Linked DNA regions of Homo sapiens: all the other regions are linked to region 1. Evidence: chromatin loops called from intact Hi-C (ENCODE). Cell type or tissue: sigmoid colon. All regions are shown on one strand.

What was found. Peaks named below come from ENCODE experiments on the same cell type or tissue, not always from the same donor. Only the 100,000 strongest peaks of a DNase experiment are listed, where the experiment ranks them.
Region 2: a loop joins it to region 1, with 9 times the contacts of the local background. A loop is called at or near these places in 14 of 110 quality-filtered maps.
Region 3: a loop joins it to region 1, with 4 times the contacts of the local background. A loop is called at or near these places in 13 of 110 quality-filtered maps.
Region 4: it touches region 1 in a loop (2.1-fold over the local background); 2 of 110 quality-filtered maps call a loop at or near these places.

Annotation. Positions count from the first base shown.
Region 1 is chr4:113,544,621-113,549,620 of GRCh38, forward strand. It overlaps CAMK2D (calcium/calmodulin dependent protein kinase II delta), which reads right to left. Exons shown (of 21, transcript NM_001321571.2): 6 at 3,024-3,096. Among named protein-coding and RNA genes, the nearest start is that of CAMK2D, 210 kb to the right of the region's middle. RefSeq lists silencers at 3,023-3,192, 3,203-3,292. In sigmoid colon, a CTCF peak has its summit at 3,080 (motif pointing right); a DNase peak (open chromatin) is centred at 3,081; H3K27ac peaks cover 997 bases.
Region 2 is chr4:114,069,121-114,074,120 of GRCh38, forward strand. No RefSeq gene overlaps it. Among named protein-coding and RNA genes, the nearest start is that of ARSJ, 92 kb to the left of the region's middle. In sigmoid colon, a CTCF peak has its summit at 2,053 (motif pointing left); no DNase peak of the experiment used is centred here.
Region 3 is chr4:114,376,581-114,381,580 of GRCh38, forward strand. No RefSeq gene overlaps it. Among named protein-coding and RNA genes, the nearest start is that of UGT8, 220 kb to the right of the region's middle. In sigmoid colon, a CTCF peak has its summit at 1,900; no DNase peak of the experiment used is centred here.
Region 4 is chr4:113,950,746-113,955,745 of GRCh38, forward strand. The region is part of intron 1 of ARSJ (arylsulfatase family member J); the gene reads right to left. Among named protein-coding and RNA genes, the nearest start is that of ARSJ, 26 kb to the right of the region's middle. In sigmoid colon, a CTCF peak has its summit at 1,884 (motif pointing right); no DNase peak of the experiment used is centred here.

The DNA.
Region 1 (5,000 bases):
AGGGTACATGGTAACTGCTTGATAAATGGCATCTTTTACCATTTTGCTTATTAAGACCCTGACTTGATCCAAACGCTCCCAAAGACTGCAGTCCTATCCCTGAACTGTACTGTACTGTTTATCACCACCACTAGATCCTCCTAATATTATCTAGATCTACATTAATTGGCCTGCCACTGGACACACCTCAGACAAAAGGCTGTGGTCCATGTATCCACTAGGTTCTGCCTGGTGCCGATGGATGTACCTTCTTGATGCTGATATCCCACCACCCTGACTCTTCTCCTATTGCTTGTTTCAGGGACATCCTGAAATTGCCTGTTGTACCTCAGTCTTGATTATAGGTCCTCATAATTTCCCACTGTCTAATGAGCCCCAGTGAGCAGCAGTTATTCAACTAAATAGTGATCTTTATTCTGAAGATATACTTATCTTCTTTATGTTATTCAAATATTAATGAACACTTAATAAGCTATTTTACTGAATGCTGCCTTTTATATTATAGATGTACTTTTGGTTGACCTTCATTCATTTCTAAATTGAAGGAATATGCTGCAGGTATTGGCCAGGTATAAGCCCCTACGTTAGGTACTGTGGAGTATCGCATTACGTTAAACAGCTATGGTTCCAGAGGGCTTATATACAAATTGTACAGCACTTATATCCTTATAGGTGCTGTTGATCATGATAAACATGACATTTCCTGTGTTTCTTTTTCTCACTGATGTGGACAAATTAAACTATGTGCATCAAACATTTCTATCGCACATCAATTAACATATTAATTAGTATATGGACACAAAAATAAATAGCATAGGAATAGTAAAGGCAAGTTTTTGTTTAAGGCCTGGTAATAAAAAATTTCAGCACTTGATCTTTTTAACTTTACTATATTGGTAAACATGCTATCACAAGCAATATATTTATCAGAGTATACATCATGGGTATAAAAGGCACAAAACAAAGGCAGGGATTTGGCACGTTCAAGAGGTTCATCAACTGCCTCTAATGCACGTGTTTTGAACTCTCTCAGTGTGTTTATGAAATGGCCTACTGAAGCAAGCACTGAGAACCAGACTCAACTGAAATCCATCCAAGTCAGCAATTTGACACAAACTAAGACAACAACTAAAAAAATTATAACAAGCTCTCTCAAAAGCTCATTTCTGTCCTTTCCCAGAATCAGAATAAGAATGGAGAGCAAAAGTACTTTCCCTGCCTTAAAGAAATCTGGTGGGGAATGCAGCAAGTTATTTCTTTTGCTAGTAAGCCTCCCTAAAAATCATCTGCTTAAGTTTTTAATTAGTGACGTTAGCTCATACGTCAGAGAATATATTTTTCTTCACAGCCCATGTCCTATTAAAGTTCCAGTCTTTGAAGTGCTCACCTGATTCCAGATGTTTAGAGAAGTCCTGTATTACGATTCCACAAAAAATATCTTTAAAGTTATGGAAGAGGATTCACATTTTTTAATACTTGGCTTTTAAAGTCCACTTATGGTTATATAACATGGAGTAAAATGTTTCAAATAATAAATTTATAGAAGTGTCTGAAAAAAAATTGCACAAATGATGTGCATGTTCATATATGTTCACTTAAAAGGAAAGTAGTGCTGTGGGTTCTGAGAGGTAACAAAAGGGGCTCTGTCTGTAAATGGCCAGTAAAGAATTTTTGAGGTGACTGTAAAATACATGAATTTTCAAAGAAACACACTGCTTTTGCTTTATACTAATGGGTACATTTGGTAAGTGTTAGCAGATATACAGTCCGATCTTGGCTCTTCAGAAGAAAATGCCCTTAACCATACCTTTGCTTTTGATATTTAAAACTCTCAGAATTAAATGAAATCAAAAGATTGCAGAAAACTAAGGCAATGTTTTGCTTATAAATCACATCTTCATGTAATTGGTTTAGAGATATAGTCTTCTAGAACATTAAGTGACTGGAAATATGGATTTATAATTTTTTTTATAACCAGAAAAGTCTGCACGTGAGAAATAAGTCTAGGTCCTCTCACTAAACACACATAGTTTTAGACATTCTAAATTATCCTTTGTCACCTTTGTCCTAATGCCTAGAAAATGCTGAGTTTGAAAGAATCAAAACTATATACAGTGCTCACATTTACTATTTTACTCATCCAGTAGTTTTTCTTTTCGATTTCTAGGCTTCACTATTTTTCTGAAATTCCACAGGTAAAACTAGAGTGCTGGGAAATGGAGACGGAAAATTAATGAAAAAGTACTCCCCTTGTGAGCTATTTCATTTCTAAATGATCTAAAAATTCTCTGTCCTCAAGGGTATCAGAAGCTGAGTGAAGTCTTAAGGGTATCAGTAGGCATTCAAATGAGAATATGTATATAGGGATATCCATATATATTTGCTACATAAATATTATTTGATGATTAAATTTGTTTTGCTTTCTTTACATCTGTAGTTTTAGAAGACACTATTATCTTGGTCTTTAGGAATATAAATAAATAAAAAACTAAGAGGCCTCAGTGTCCTCAGAATTCCTAGGACTAATGTTAAGGGAAAGAGAATGTCAGAATTCAAAATGAGGTTCTTTAGCACATAATCGTTTAGGCTAAAACTTCACCTAATAACTTTATCTCTACACACTTTATAATTTTACTAAGTATTTACATAATATTGGGTATATATCACATGAATATAAAATGTTTGATCAATGTACACAGAACAAATTTAGAGTGAAGATCATCAAACCCTACTGAAAGTCACATTAATGCTATATCCATCCTTACAAGGAAAGAAATATAGCATCCTATTTATTGTTAATGTTGGGAAGTTATTTCTATCTGGATAAATCAAGATTTATATGTCTCAAGTGTGTGTTAGAGATGAAATAAGAGAGACTGTGGTGAGGGAAAGTTCCTGAGTAACGTGCTGGAATAAGTCCACACAACTTTATTGCTCATATTTTTGCCTTTACAGGCATAATTGCAGCTGAACAGTCATTAGGAACTGTGTGGTGGTTTATCTTCTTCAACCGCATTACTCACCTTCAGGTCCCGATGGACCACGCCCATCTGATGGCAGTGTAGCACAGCCTCCAGGATCTGCTGAATGCAATGACTGCATGCAAACACCAGGGGGCGTGTGTTAGTTCCAAGCTTACACTCACTGTCTGTATACCCTCAGAGAGACTGGGTTAAAGTGCAGAGCTAGCAGACAACTGGGGTTGTATTGTACCACCTTCAGTCATGTAAACATATTGCTCAAGTAGAGTGACTACTACCTCAGAACAATCAGATCTTACCAGATGTGAGCCAGAATGTGGGTCCATTTGTTCTAGAAAAATCCATTTTGAAAACACTTTATGTCATTCAAGAGATCATTTCCTGGTTATAAATTCTTCCAGGAAATAAAGTGGAACACAAATATAATCTTTATAGCTGTGGTGTTCCGCCTCCACCCCGTCACATAAATTGTTTCCCTTTTCTCTCCCATTTTTCCAGTATTGTTCTAAAAGCTGTCACATTAACAGTCAGGGCACCACTAAGGTTAAATTAAGATACCTAATGAATTTTTGATAAATCATTAACTTCTTGTGCTTTAATTTAGCTGGCAATTAATATCTCTTGCCTAAGGGTTCATCAGACTCAAATGGAGCAATGCGTAACCAGTTGTTCTGCTACAGCAACCCATGGTCTCAGAACAGAAGTGGTGTTTAAAATCTACAGGCGGACATACATCACAGGCCAAGTTTATCTCCAGGCAAATGCTGGGCAATTCAAGAAAGCCTGCTCCTCAATCCCTTTTGGTAGGTAGTTTACTGCTTGGAAACTTAGCAGGTTGTATTCTTTAGTATTCTTCCCTTTTTGCTATGATGTATATTTAGCCTGTAGATGAGCAAACTGGAAGAGGCATCATGCATTATCATTTCATCATTTACTCATTTTAGAAACAAGTTGGGAAAGGCAAGGGAACCATTTTAAATACCCACCCTCTGCCCTTTCCCCAGAAAAAAAAATAAAACTGCTTTGATTCAGATTTATGGACTCCATATACTGACCTTCAGGTCCCTGTGAACTATGCCATTTAGGTGACAATGATTAACACTTTCTAGAATCTGCTGTATACAATGACTGCAAAGATACAAGGGCAGAATGGAAGGGAGAACATTTTAAAGGCACATAATCACATTGAATATGAAATAAAATGAAAGTCCCAATGAAACAAACAAACAAACAAAAATTATATTTCTTCACTTTTTTTAGCTTTACGTTGGAATCAAATAAAGCTGAATAAAGCTAATTTTGGTTCTAACAAAAATGACATCCAACATAGACTTTGTGACATGTTCAGACAAAACAATTTGAGTTGTGTTGTTTTCATTGTAAGTGTACAAATTAAATAATATGTATAAGAAGGTAAAATCTCCATATTTAGAAAGAAAAATTTATAAAGAATTCCCATAATGTTCTGGGAAAATTCTTCAGAGATATAAAATTTCCAGGTATTTCTTATACACATCTAAACTGTTTAAAATCTGAGGTCACAATTAAACAGGTGTTGAAACAAGAGGGTAAACACAGATGAAGTGGCAGGTGAAACAAGGGTCAAAAAAAATGGAGGGACACATTTACCATTTCGCCTTAGAAGCGTTGCTTTTTGTAAAGTATATAACAGGAAAACAAATGCAAGTCTCCAACAATAAAGGGAGAATTTAAAGTAAACTCATGAATAAAATAAACCCCTCTTTAGTGTAAGAATACTTTGGGGAAGAGCTAGGGAGCTTTCAAAGAATAAATAAATACAAATTTACAATCCCCTGGAGCATTGGTAATTATTAAACCCACTTCCATACACTTCAGTGAAGAAAAACTTTTGCTTCATACTATATCAAAATGCACATTTTATGCTATTCTTATTAAGGGTTCACTGATATCAAATGGGACTGCTAATTAGAGAGGAGAAATCCTTGTTTGGCACCTATAAGGTCCTGTGAACTGTCATCTGACATATAATAATGCAGA
Region 2 (5,000 bases), 520 kb after region 1:
CTGACAAAGGGCTAATATCCAGAATCTACAAAGAACTCAAACAAATTCACAAAAAAAAAAAACAAAAAACCCCATCAAAAAGTGGGAGAAGGATATGAACAGACACTTCTCAAAAGAAGACATTTATGTAGCCAACAGACACATGAAAAAATGCTCATCATCACTGGCCATCAGAGAAATGCAAATCAAAACCACAATGAGATACCATCTCACACCAGTTAGAATGGCAATCCTTAAAAAGTCAGGAAACAACAGGTGCTGGAGAGGATGTGGAGAAATAGGAACACTTTTACACTGTTGGTGGGACTGTAAACTAGTTCAACCATTGTGGAAGTCAGTATGGCGATTCCTCAGGGATCTAGAAATAGAAATACCATTTGACCCAGCCATCCCATTACTGGGTATATACCTAAAGGAATATAAATCATGCTGCTATAAAGATACATGCACACATATGTTTATTGTGGCACTATTCACAATAGGAAAGACTTGGAACCAAGCCAAATGTCCAACAATGATAGACTGGATTAAGAAAATGTGGCACATATACACCATGGAATACTATGCAGCCATAACAAAGGATGTGTTCCTGTCCTTTGTGGGGACATGGATGAAGCTGGAAACCATCATTCTCAGCAAACTGTCGCAAGGACAAAAAACCAACCACCACATGTTCTCACTCATAGGTGGGAATTGAACAATGAGAACACTTGGACACAGGAAGGGGAACATCACCCACCAGGGCCTGTTGTGGGGTGGGGGGTGGTGGGAGGGATAGCGTTAGGAGATATACCTGATGTAAATGACGAATTAATTGGTGCAGCACACCAACATGGCACATGTATACATATGCAACAAGCCTGCACGTTGTGAATACGTACCCTAGAACTTAAAGTATAATAAAAATATATATATAAAAGAAAACACAGGGAGATTTGGACATAGAGAGACACACAGAAGCCCATGTGAAGATGAAGGCAGAAATTGGAGTTATGTTGCCATAAGTCAGGGAATTCCAGGAGCCACCAGAAACTGGAAGAGTCAAGGAAAGATTCTTCCTTAACACTTCAGAGAGAGCATGTCCCTGTCTATTTTGTACTTCTGGCCATCAGATCAAGGAAAGAATAAATTTCTGCTGATTTAAGCCACCAAGTGTATGACCATTTGTTATAGCAGTCTTAGGAAACAAACATACTGGGTAATAATAAAGAAGAAGGAAAGGAGGGTGCTATAAATGAATTTTGAAAATTTGGAATTTCAACCTGTCCTTTCCAGGGTATGATGCATCTTTCTTTCCCCTAACTGCAACCCCAGATTGGCCTGGTCATGTACCTTTCAGGTACAACTTGGCCAAAAGTGGGGGCATAGTGTATTCAAATTCAGTTCTGGCTCAGCCATCTGGAGTTTGCTCTTGGATTGACGTGGTCCTAGATCATACAAATAATGACCACTTGGTTGAATATACCTGCTGGTAGAGTTCTTCTATATAGAGACCCATGAGGGCCAAAGCAGGAAGCCTGATGTCTCTCTGTGAATTTTATAAAAATATTATCTGTGGCACCAGCTGCTGAAGGTGGTATAATCAAAGCTTAGGAATGGATGCGGAGAGGTGGTCGTCTCTACTCAGTGCACCACTGTGGACTTGGCAGCAGATCTTCCCATCAGGACTGAGAAGCATGAGCTGAAAGTGACCTCTTCTCAGGCTTCTGCAGCAGCTCCACCCCACTGAAGGTGAATGTGTACTGGGGGAGGGTTGTTGTTGTTTTTTTTTGTTGAGACAGAATCTTGCTGTGTTGCCCAGGCTGGAGTGTAGTGGGGCAATCTCGGCTCACTCCAAGCTCCGCCTCCCAGGTTCACGCCATTCTCCTGCCTCAGCCTCCCCAAGTAGCTGGGACTACAGGCGCCCACCATCACGTCCGGTTAAATTTTTGTATTTTTAGTAGAGACGGGGTTTCACCGTGTTAGCCAAAATGGTCTCGATCTCCTGACCTCATGATTGAGGGAGGGTTTTTTTTTTTTAATGCATCTCTATTGCCTCTTTTCCTGCCCCTACATGCTATTTCTTACTCCTAAATGCCATCTACTGGAAGAACCCTGAATTACATCACCATACAAAGTTACGCTGCTACCACAGGCAATGTCTGAGAAAACCATAGCACAAACCTATCTGCAACCAAGGAACATGTACAGAGCCTTGACACCATGAAAGCACCCAGAAATGAAGCCAATAAATTATACACAGCACACACCACAGTAATACCCTCAAGGGAAAAAAGAATTAAAAATCAAGAAGCTCCTTACAAGCGATAGCAAATCAAAAAAAAAAAAATCAGTTATCTCAGATGAGAAGAAACCAGTGCAAGAATTCCAGCAACACAAAAAGCCAGATTGTTTCATCATCTCCAAAGGATAGTTCTCAAGTAATTCATCCTATCTGGAATGAAATGTCTGAAATGACTGGTATAGAATTCAGGATGTGGATGGCAAAGAAACTCAATGAGATCTAAGAGAAAATTGAAATCCAACACAAAGAAGGCAGAAAAATGATCAAAAAATTGAAAGACAACATAGCTATATTAAGAAAGAACCAAACAGAACTTAGAGAATTGAAAATTTCACTACAGAAATTTCAAAATACAATTGGAAGCTTTAATAACATACTAAACCAAACAGAAGAAAGAATTTCAGACTTTGAAGACAGATCCTTCAAATCAACCCAATCAGGCAAAACCAAAGAATGAAGAATTTAAAATTATGAACAAAGCTTTAAAGGAATATGGGATTATGTAAAGTGACCAAATCTATAACTTATTGGAATTCCTGAGAGCGAAGAGGAAAGTAAGCAAATTGAAAACATGTTTGAGGATATAATTCATGAAACTTTCCCCAATCTTGCTAGAGGTTGACACGTAGATACAAGAAATCCAGAAAACTCCTGTGAGATACTGTACAAAATTACTATCCCCAAGGCACAGTCATCAGACTATCAAAGGTCAATGAGAAAGAAAAAATCTTAAAGGCAGCTAGAGAAAAAGGTAATATTACCTATAAAAAGAAACCCATCAGATTAACAGCAGATTTCTCAGTAGAACTTTATTAGTGTACCATTTTTAGCAATCTTAAAAAAGGAAATTCCAACCAGGAATTTTCTATTCCTCCAAACTAAGCTTCATAAATGAAGGAAAAATAAAATCTTTCTTAGCCAAGCAATCACTGAGGGAATTCATTACCATGAGGCCCTGTAAGAGGTTTTTAAGGGAGTTCTAAACATGGAAATGAAAGAACAATATATGTTACCACAAAAGTACACATAAGAACATAGCCTACAGACTCTATAAAACAACTACACAATAAAAACTACAAAGCAACTGGTAAAAAATACCACAAGAAAAAAAGCTCACATATCACTATTAACCTTGAACATGAATTACCTAAATGCTCCACTTAAATGACATAGATTGGCAAATTGGATAAAAAAAAACAAGATCCATCCTTCTCTTGTGTTCAAGAGACCCATTTTACATGTAATGACACCCCCAGGCTCAAAGCAAAGGGATAGAGACAGATCTATCACACAAATGGAAAACAGAAAGGAGGAGTGGCCACTTTTCTTATATTAGATAAAGTAGACTTTAAACCAACAACAGGAGAAAAGAAAACAAGAAGGCATTACATAATGATAAAATGTTCAACTCAACAAGAAGACTTAATTATCCTAAATATATATAGACTCAAATTTGGAGGGCCTAGACTTCTAAAACAATGACTTCCAGACGTAAGAAAAGATTTAGACAGTTACACAATAATAGTGGGGAACTTCAAAACCTCACTGACAGCATTAGACAGATCACTGAGGCAGAAAACTAACAAAAAATTCTGGGCTTAAATTCAAGACTTGACCAATTGGATCTAATAGAAATCTACAGACTATCCCACCCAACAACCACAGAATACATATTATTCTTATCTGCACATGGAACATACTTTAAGATTACCACCTGCTCAGTCATAAAGCAAGTCTTAATAAATTTTAAAATATTGAAATCATAACAACCATCTTGTAAGACCACAGGGAATAAAAATAGAAATCAATACCAAGAGTAGCTCTTGCAGCCACACAAATACATGGAAACTAAACAAGTTGTTTCTGAGTGACTTTTTGGTAAACAACAAAATTAAGGCAGAAATGTAAAAATTCTTTGAATCAAATGAAAATAGAGGCACAACATACCAAAACCCCTGGAATGCAGCAAAAGCAGTGTTAAGAGGAAAGCTTATAGTGCTAAAAATGCCTACATCAAAAGATAGAAAGATCTCAAATTAACAACCTAACCTCATATCTGAAGAAAGTAGGAAAACAAGAGCAAACTAACCCCAAACCTAGCAGAAGAAAAGAAATAACTAAAGTCTGAGCAGAACTAAATGAAATTCAGACCAATAGAATCATACAAAGTTTCAATAAAATAAAAAGTTGGTTGCCTTTTGAACGGATAAACAAGATTGATAGACCGCTGGCTGTATTAACAAAGAAAAAAAGACAAGAGATCCAAATAAGCACAATCAGAAATGACAAATGTGACATCACAACAAATCACACAGAAATACAAAAGATCCTCAGAGACTACTATGAACATGTCTATGCACACAAACTAGAAATTCTAGAGGAAATGGATAAATTCCTGGAAACATACCACTTCCTAAGATAGAACCAAGAAGAAAATTAAATTCTGAACAGACTAATAACTATTAATGAAATTGAATTGGTAATAAGTAACCTACTAAGCAAAATAGCCCTGGACCATATGGATTAATAGCCAAATTCTACCAGATGTACAAGGAAGAACTGGAAACAATCCTACTGAAACTAGGATAAAGGGGGAGAAACTTCTCCCAACCTCATTCTGTGAAACCAGTATCATCCTGATACCAAAATATGGCAGAGACACAACAAAAAAGAAAACTATAGGTCAATCCTCTGATGAACATAGATGCAAATATCC
Region 3 (5,000 bases), 830 kb after region 1:
GCTGGGGGATGACTTTTCTGGGATTTTAATTAGCTGCTCAAGAGAAAATATCAGAGATGAGAGTGGGAGCCAAACAAACTTACAAACATACTCAACTTTTAGAAAAGTTTTTGGATTAAAATTATATCCTAAAAGAGTGCTTCAAAAAATTCATTCTTTAAAATAAAATACTGGACTAAACTTATCTGAAGTGTTGAGAGTTAAATTTTTGCAGGTAGGTCCCAAGGGAATCTTGATTATTTTATGCCTGATTACGTTTTACTGGAGAGGTCGTGGGTCTAAGGTTTGAATGTGTCCTACAAAGTTCATGTGTTGGAAACTTAATCCCCAATGCAACAATGTTGAGTGAGACGTGGGACCTTTAAGAGGTGATTAAGTAATGAGAACTCTGCCTTCATGAATAGATTAACGCAATTATTAAGGGAATGAGTTTGTTATGTTGGGAGTGGGTTCCTGATTTTTTAAAAAATGAGTTCAGCACCATTCCTCTCTCTCTCTCTCTCACACACACACACATACACATACACACACACACGCCTTCTTGCTCTTCTGCATTCTACCATGAGATGATGCCACGTCACGAGATGATGAAGGCCCTAGCCAGATGAAGGCCCCTTGACCTTGGACTTTCCAGCCTTTAGAACTATAAGCGATAAATTTCATTTTTTTTTTTTTTGAGATGGAGTCTCGCTCTGTCGCCCAGGCTGGAGTGCAGTGGCGCAATCTCGGCTCACTGCAACTTCCGCCTCCTGAGTTCAGGCAATTATCTGCCTCAGCCTCCCGAGTAGCTGGGATTACAGGCATCCAACACCATGTCCGGCTAATTTTTTGTATTTTTAGTAAAGACAAGGTTTCACCATCTCAGCCAGGCTGGTCTTGAACTCCTGACCTCGTGATCCACCCGCCTCGGCCTCCCAAAGTGCTGGGATTACTGGCGTGAGCCACCACACATGGCCTCTATTCTTTATAAATTACCCAGCTTCAAGTGTTCTGTTATATAGCAACATAAAATGGATTAAGACACCAGTGTAACTTTGACAGCCTTATTAGGCATTATTCCAGAAGAAATAACCCACATGGGTTCTTATTAATCTACTCATTGGTCAATGGGAAAGTATTTTCTATTTGTATGTCTTCACTTATTAGTGAAAGGCAACCTACACATTCAGAACTTTAACACTTTTTTGGGAGAAAGTATCCCCTAAAGAGATTATCTAGTTTTTTAAATCCTTTTTTTAAAATCATTTTCAAAGAAATGTCTCTTTGTGGTTTTAATGGAGGTTCAGTTTAAAATGTGGTAGTCAAAAGAAACCAATTTAGCTGCTTTCTTTGACCAGTGACAACAGTCTAATCATCGCTTGCTTAATTGGCTCTGCAATTTCCTAATTAGCATAGGATTGGCCAGAGCCTGATGTGATAGCTTACCCTTTGGCTCTTAAATTCTAGCTTTTTCTTTATTAATCAAAAGGAAAATCATCATGCATGTTAAAATCATTAAAGAAGAACTCCTTTTATCAAACCTTTAGGCTTCTGAAGTTAGGAGACATCTCTTCTTGTAAATTACGTTCTAGACTTGTTAATTTTTAAGTGAGTGAACTAATCTTTGGTGGAAAATAGGTGAGGGATTAATTAATAGAAGGTGGTAAATGTTAAAGGAATATGGTTCAGAATGAAGTTAGGTACCATGCATTCCTGCTGAGTTAACCTAAAACATAAAGTCATCTTTTATTTTCCCAAGGAAAAGATCCAGAAAGAAGTTTTTTTCACTAACTTTACCATATTAACATCTAATTTTGTATATATAATTGTAAATACTATTTAAAAGGTAAACTGAAACACAATACTATTTTAAAAAATTTATTGCAGCTAACAATGATTCATTAACCGGGCGGCTCCAAACCAGAAGTGATCTGAGAGCTCCACCAAGTGAAATGCAACAGGGAAGCTTTTACAATCCTATCATTGAGGTAAAAGAAAATAAGACATTTGACTGATTACAGTTGTACAGTTGCTTTATTTGGTTTCTTTTCTTAGAAAGTTGCTAATTATAATATGTTAATTGGCTGCTTCTGATTGATTGAGATTGAGTTCTGTTTTTCGTTAATACAGGCATTTACAAGAAACACCTCAGGTTGTTTCACTTATGTTTGCAAATCGAGCAAGGTTGAGGTAACTTATGAGCTCTAATTGGGTTTGTCAGCTCAGGGATTTTTTTCAGGCATGGTCTCCATCTTAATTAACTTCAACAATATCAACTTTTAATATTTACTTCATCAAATAAATTAACATATTTATAATCACAAATTATTATGTAATTACTTTACTACTATAAAAATATACTTTTTCACATTCCTTGAACTATTTTATTTAAGCTTTTGATATGTATTTCCTAAAGTAGTCTTCATCATTAACAGAGCTGCCTGTTGAATCTAATGGCTTTGTCCAGAGCACATTATTTTCTTACTGGTCCACACTTTTTTGAGATAAAGCACTTTCTGGGTCTGTATACAATGTTTTCACTGGAAAATTTATCCTGAGTGTATACATTCACAAAACATTAGCCCATTTGTTTTTATATTTTCCTATGAATATACATCCACTATCTCCTCAACACGACCATTTGCTGCATTGCTTTTTAAATAAATTTTAAACTTGTTTATAACCCAGCACTTGCAATTGTGAAGTCATGTTCATGATAGGAATAAATAAATCTGTATTATAGTTTTAGGGTTTTTTTTCTTTCTCATCAATTCAGTCGATCTCAGTCAATCACTCACTTGATACTAGTATTGACAGATTTTTAGGCTAATGTGTCTTCACTGAACAACAACAATTTGGTTTGGTTAGTCAAAATTAAATAAACTGAGAGAGGATCAGCAATAAGTAAGATTTTGTAAGGATTTGGATATAAAGTAACTATCCCCCTCTTATCTGAGAACAACAACAAACAAATAAACAAAAAACAACTTTGCCTTATTCAAACATGCCGAGCAATCTTAGACTTCAGTTCACAGAAATTTTAGCATTGTTTTGAAGTAGTTTGTACTAATTTTAATCACTTCTGAATTCTATATTCAATTTTTCTTATATCAAAAACTGATTATGATTAACAAGAACTATTATAACATGGAACCCAGGAAATTATCTGAAGATGTTCATATATTATATAAAAAGTGATATATAGATATAGATTTATCTATCTCTCTAGAAAGATAGATGGATAGATAGATAGATAGATAGATAGATAGATAGATAGATAGATCGATAGATAGATAGATACATGGATACCTGGAGATATATATATATACCCACACACACACTCTGTTTTACTACAACAAGGTCCCTGTACAATAGACCCCTCTTCTTTTGCAATAAGGTATTTTTTGGTCAGGAGAAATAAATTTACAGTTATGGTATCTGAAAGCAAAATTAATTCAAAAAGGAGCATTTAATCTTAGGAATTTTCCATTGCCACTGATTCCTAATCCAGAAACTTCTAAATTTGACCATACTTTAAACTATTGTGTTTCCCTGTATATTAACTGGCTTTTGCCATGACAACAAACAAACCCAAAATTTCCGTGGTTCTGTCAATACACACTTTTTATTGTGTGTATTGGGTTAAATCCAGTGGGGGCTACACACCCCACTGGATTTAACCCAGCTCCATGAGTTCTCTCACTCCTGGAATTTTTCTGAGGGAGTCATCATCTGAGACATGATATTCTCCTGGCAGAGAACAACTGTTCAGATGGGACAGAGTCAACCCAGACAAGTCAATTAAAGCTTCTGTTTGAACGGGTGTACGTTACTCCACTCACACTCCATTGGACAAATCAAATGACATGGCTAAGCCCAACACCAGCATCAGTGGGGCAGAGGGTTTATTTCCTGCTTATGAGAAAGCATGGCAAAGGTAAGGAGAAAACATGTAATTGTGAGTGAATAATTTAGCCTATTCTACTCTGTTAATTGATAACTTAATTGATCACTTTTCTGGTTGTCTTGTAATTTTTTGAATTTGTTTAAATATCATTAGAACTAAAATTAATGTCAGTACGTGTGAAGGACACATATTTCTTCTGACTACCTACAATGACCCTGAACTTGGTTGAAGATCACATTTAAAAGTTGAAAGCAGATATTGAATATGTTTTCTGATGTACTTGCAATTTCTTATAATACCATTTATAATGCTTTCTTTTATTCTTTTTAACTTCTCAGAATAATTTTTATGAGTAAAGCTTAGTTTGGAGTTTTTTCTTCCTGTACTATTTCTGTCAGTGCAGCATCCAAGTCTCATTCTTCAGCTCTCCTAGAGATTCTAGGAGATATTTAATTTCCTTTATTATTTCTGCGAAACTAGCTAGACTAAACTCTTTTCTATATATATTCTATGGAATGGATATGTAGCTTCAAGGAAATTAATGTATAAGAAGGTACCTAGCATATGGTATGCACTAAAAAAGTGACATCTTTTTTCAAATTCTGTGATTTCACTCTGAAAATGTTGATATATTAGATTCCTTTAAGAAATACGTTATTTTTTTGGTATGATCCCCTCAATTTCTTAAGAATTCTTTACCCTATTTTTTCTCATTGTTTCTGCAAGATGGGGGGAGGTAGGGAGAAGGAAAGCAATTTTTCTACCACTCTCTGAAGATGTCTCTAAGCCAATTGTTATCTCAGATAATCTAAGCTAACTCCAACTTAAAACATGGTACTTCATTTTTCCTTTAAGTATACTTTTATATATAGCATACATGTTTTTATGTTTTGGTTCATAAACATGAATCCTTTAATATATTATAATATCCTTAAATATAACTACTTCATTTGAATATGAGGGGACTCTAACTCTGAAATCTGTCACCCTGTTATTGTCTGGATTGAGATGGTATTTGGTCTGCCTGGTTGACATTGTGTGTGTCTTCCCTGAAGCTGCATGTTGAAAAAGGTCATGAACCCAAACACTGAAGAGCTGTGCAGCCATGGTACAG
Region 4 (5,000 bases), 410 kb after region 1:
TTTTATAGCTATTAAGTCTTGCACATTAAGAGCGTATGCTTTCCTGATTATACCGTGACTAGGCATAAGAATGGGAATTATTTTCTCTGGAGTTTGTTATGAGGCAGCACCCTATTCTTAAAGAAATTTGCATACAGTTGAAGCACTGGTATACTGACGTGGTGTCCTGTTGTTCTGTTTATGGCACCAAACACTGCCAACACTGCCCAAGACTAAGAATTGGGAGAAAGGATTGGGAATAAAGGGAAATAAATGGAAGTTTTAAAAATGCTTGAAGAAACAAATAGAAACCAGAATCATAAAAGATAAAGATTTATGAGAAGGCATTAGAAACCCAGGGCAGTACAGCTATAAAGGCCCATACTTGTTACTTAGTAGTACAGCTGTCAAAAATGCTTCCAATATGGGGAAGTTCAATATCTCACCAGACAGCTCATTTTATTTCTGAAGAGTTTACTAATATAAGGTTCTCATTTGGATTAATCCAGGCTCTTCTTGTCTGGAATCTTAACAAATCTGGAATCTCTTCTATGTTAATGTTCTTCAAATATGTGAAGACAGTTACCACGTTTCTGAGTTGTTTCAGTTATTTCAGCCAATCCTCATGCTCTCTGGTTGCCAGATCTCCTTGGCACACACTTCAGTGTGTCAGTGTCCCTCTTACAATCTGGCACTTTGAATTGAACATAATCCTTCAGATGTGGTCTGGACAGTGTAAAGTTCAATGGGACTACTCCCTTTCTTGATCTGAAGTCGACACTTTATTAAGACTCACACGAGCTTATTTGGCAGCACGTCATACTGTTGGCACACGGTGAACTTGCAGGCAGCTAAAACCCCAAGTTATTTCTTTTTTCTATATTCACTGTTCTTAAGCCAGTTGTCCTCTCTCGTAGAAGAGGAGTTTATTTTATGAATCTACAGAGAGAATGTTTTGTTTCTTGACGCCTTCTCTCATTCTTCCTGCTCTTTAAAGATCTAGAAGATACTTAATTTTGTCCTTCAATATGTTAGCTATCCCTCCTGTTAATTCTGGTAAATATGTGTCTTCATCTGAATCATGCGTTTAAGAGTTTGAGGGGACAGAACTAACTCAGAACAAAGCCTTATAAATTGTTATTGAATAACTGCCCTTAGGTTAACTTTGATTTGTTACTCAATTCCCTTTTTAATGTCACGTTCAACTTTTTACTTATCATTCAGTTTATTTTTTTTCTGATTAAAAGGATTGTCTTTTCTACAAGGCTTGTTGAAACTGAGACATAGCATATGTATAACCTCCCCGGATTTTGCATGCTGGAAGAAATTTACTTTTCTTTTTCATTTTTTAAGAGACAGGGTCTCACTATATTGCCCAAGCTGGAGTGCAGTGACCATTCACAGGTGCATTCATAGTGTACCGCAGCCTTAAACTCCTGGCCTCAAGCAATCCTCTCATCTCAGCCTCTCAAGTAGCTGGCACCACTGCAAGAAATTTAAGTGATATATTTTGGGCTTGAATTATTTTCAAACAATTTAAGACCACTTCTAATAATCACCAATTCCTGTAGTAACTTACTGAATAAAAACCAACTTCCCAGCCAACTTGATTTTTTAAAATCAGGGAACCACAGTCAACCTATTAATTAGTTTTATTTCTAAAATCCAGACTTCTCTCTTTTTTGACATTGAGATACTAGTCTTCCATATCCTTGCTTTTTATGAGTCTTCAATGAATGCTTTAAAATATTTTCATACGCATATCAATATTTAAAATATGGCATGTAATGTAATGCACTCTGGGTTCTCAATTTAGCGAACTGTTCCTACAGTCTGTTAACCCATGAAACCAAGCGCTTTAATACAAGGTTAAACGCTTGGGTGAGGTAATGCTGAAAGCAGTCACTAGAGGGAAATAGAGGGCTGAGAACTAGGTACAGGAATGGTCGACCCCTGGTTAGAAGGACCAAGAGAACGATAGGCTGGAGAAGGCTAAACCTCTGTAGAAGAGGCTACTCTCAGGTTTACCCCGAAATTCCACTTTAGATATGGTTCACATAAGAACAGAGATAGAGCTGGGACGCAATCAAGACAGATCAGCCAGTCAGCACTCAGTTGGAAGACACATCAATGACAAGGTTTTTAGGAAGTTTGATATCAATGCCAGAAAATGACCTTGAAGCAGGAGTCTTAGTGTCATGGTTGAAATCTGCAGTCCAAGCTAAGATCAAAATTATATCAATTCAGCAATAATCGTTACAATTTATTGACTGTCTACTATATATCTAGCAATGAACCAATATTATCTCCCATTCTTGGAACAAGCTTTGGAAAGTAATATTTTCCCCATTTCACAAAAAGGAAACTGAAGAACAGGATTTAAGAAATTTAAGTGGCAAAACTGGGATCTCAACAGAGATTAGTTGAGCTGCAAGGCATGTACTCACTATGCTGAAAGACTGGACAATACCGTATTCTGATTCAATAATTAGAACTCTGGGAAGAGAGCTGTGGAAAAGCTTGGAGCAATCTTCTCCTCAACTCTAAGGCCTTCTGTCTTAGAATTTGCGGTGAGTGGACACATCTTCTCACTTATCATAGGCTTCTATTTTCTGTAATCAAATTTCATCAGTCCTTCACAGATTTGAAGTTCATTCTGCTTTTTTAGGACCATGCAAACAAAATATATCCTATTAATACATTTCATTTTCTTTAAAGTCAAGGCAAATGAATACTTTGTAAACATAATGTATGGCTTTTTAAAAGTTATATGTAATGGATACAAACTTAGTACAGTGAAAATTCTCAGTGACAATTTGAATTTCCAATAGGATTTGAATTTCCAATAGGATTTGAATTTCCAATAGGATCTGCACCTCTTGGCCGAAATACTGGCCACATAAACATGGCACCAGATCTATCTGGTAAAAATGCATATTAAGTAGTTAAGGCAGCAAATGTTTATAGGGGGTAAAAGAATTTTCAGTTTTAGCATCTGTAAAGCCAATATTAGGTGAACAGGTAAATGAATTCAGGGATAAAATGATCAGTAGCAGCATAATAAAAGGATTTTAAAAGCACTGAACCTTAAATAACTCAATGGAAGTAAAGAGAAAGTTCAAAAAATGATTCACAAGATAGCTCAAGCGATAAGGTCCCTGATTTCAAGGATGTATACATATGTTTGAATAAAATTGTTTCAAGAAATCTGAGGTTCAAAAGGCAATATTTCTAAATATACTGGAAGCATTCTAAAACAAGCTAGAGTACTATAGTAATAAGCATGGTTCTTTATAGTTTTCCTGTTCTGGGTTTCTAATGCTTTTCTCAAGACAGAGGTAATTAAAATAATATATTACCATCAAAATCTATGTTAGGTCTTCTGATGGGATTTCCTGTGGTTTCCTCAAGTCACCGACATCTCAGTACATATTTGAATATATCCATTACATATCTCAATGTGTTTAAACCTATTAAGAATGATCTCCCTCCTGTTTGTCTTCTTCCTCCACAACATATATGAATACAAGATTCCTTGCAATTAATACAAATTTCTTCCTTAAACTTAATAATGTTTTCTTAGCAGATTTCTCTGATCCAAAAAAAGTAATTTGCAAGGAATATGAAATAGAAAACAACTTCAGGTTTATAGACTGGAGACCCATAATTCATATTATTTGTTATGTTTTCATCTTTTCTGAAAATACAGATTTTAAATACTTGTAAAAAATAAATGGGATGTTTGTTTTAAATTCTGCCTCAATCCAAATACCTGGAAAGCCCTGTATTTCGAAAACTTGAAATTTCATTCTAATTTTATTTAAGGTTAAACATAGAAGTGTGCTTTAAAAGTTCACATCTATCTCCCTTAACTTGGGCTGTACAAATTGTCCCAAAGATTTACATAGTTATTATGGCATTTTTTTGATGCACAAGGAACCAATAGGTGATAATTTATCTCATAGCAGCAGGATAGATGAGCCCAGCTCACACTGGGCACTTACTGAGCAATGTCCTACTTGCTGAAAATGGAATCTTATAAAAGTTGGGCTGTTTCTAAAATGTCCATGGGCATTCTAAACCTGTAGTCTGAGCCAGATGTCTGGAAGCTCTTAGAGATGATTTTTATTTTTTCTAATACAGTCATATCTTTCCCTTTGCTGTTTTCTTTGCACTTATCTGTCTTGTCTTATTTTGGTTTGGTTCCTTCTGTCCCTGCTGTAAACAGAAGTATGTCCTTTCTTCTCCCTCTCAATTTATTGACTTTTCTTTTTCTTTTCTTTTTTTTTTTTTTGAGCATATGTGAGCATACAGCATCTGTTTCCAAGCCTATACCAGATGGATGAAAATAATTATTGGAGAAATCTGAGAAAAGGAAGATCAAGGCACTTTTAACATCAGCAGAAGATAATGAAAGGGTAGAACAAAAATTGAAAACCAGAGACACTGTCAGGAGTAAACTAAAGCCACTTCTCAGAGTTTCCATAGATCCAATGGCACTGCCATAAATCTAGATTGAGAAAGTCCATTAGCAGTTATTGCAGATACAGTTACCTTCTCCTCACCCCAAATTCTAAATAAAATATATCAAAATAAATGAACAGATTGGTTATTATTTAAATATTAACCCAATTTGCCAGCTTCTTTTAGGTCGTAAATTTGCATGGACTCATGGTAATCCAAATGACTGTATAACCAATCAGGATATTTAGGAAAAAAAAAAAAAGAATCAGTGGCAATACTCAAGCCCAGGTTCCATGCCATCTGCAGGAGCTGTGCCACCGTTTTTATTATAAAAGAAACTACTATTAGGATGCAGTCGGACTGGTTTTTCCAAGCACTAAATCCATATGGGTAGAACTCAATAAATACCATGCACATAATAATTACTAACATCTGTAGAGTGCTTTCCGGTCTACATGTTGCTTTGTTTAACCTTCATAACTGTTATAATCCTCTTTTATAGCTCAGGAAACTGAGGCTTAGGGAGGTAAAGTGATCTAGTTAAGAGCACACAGCAA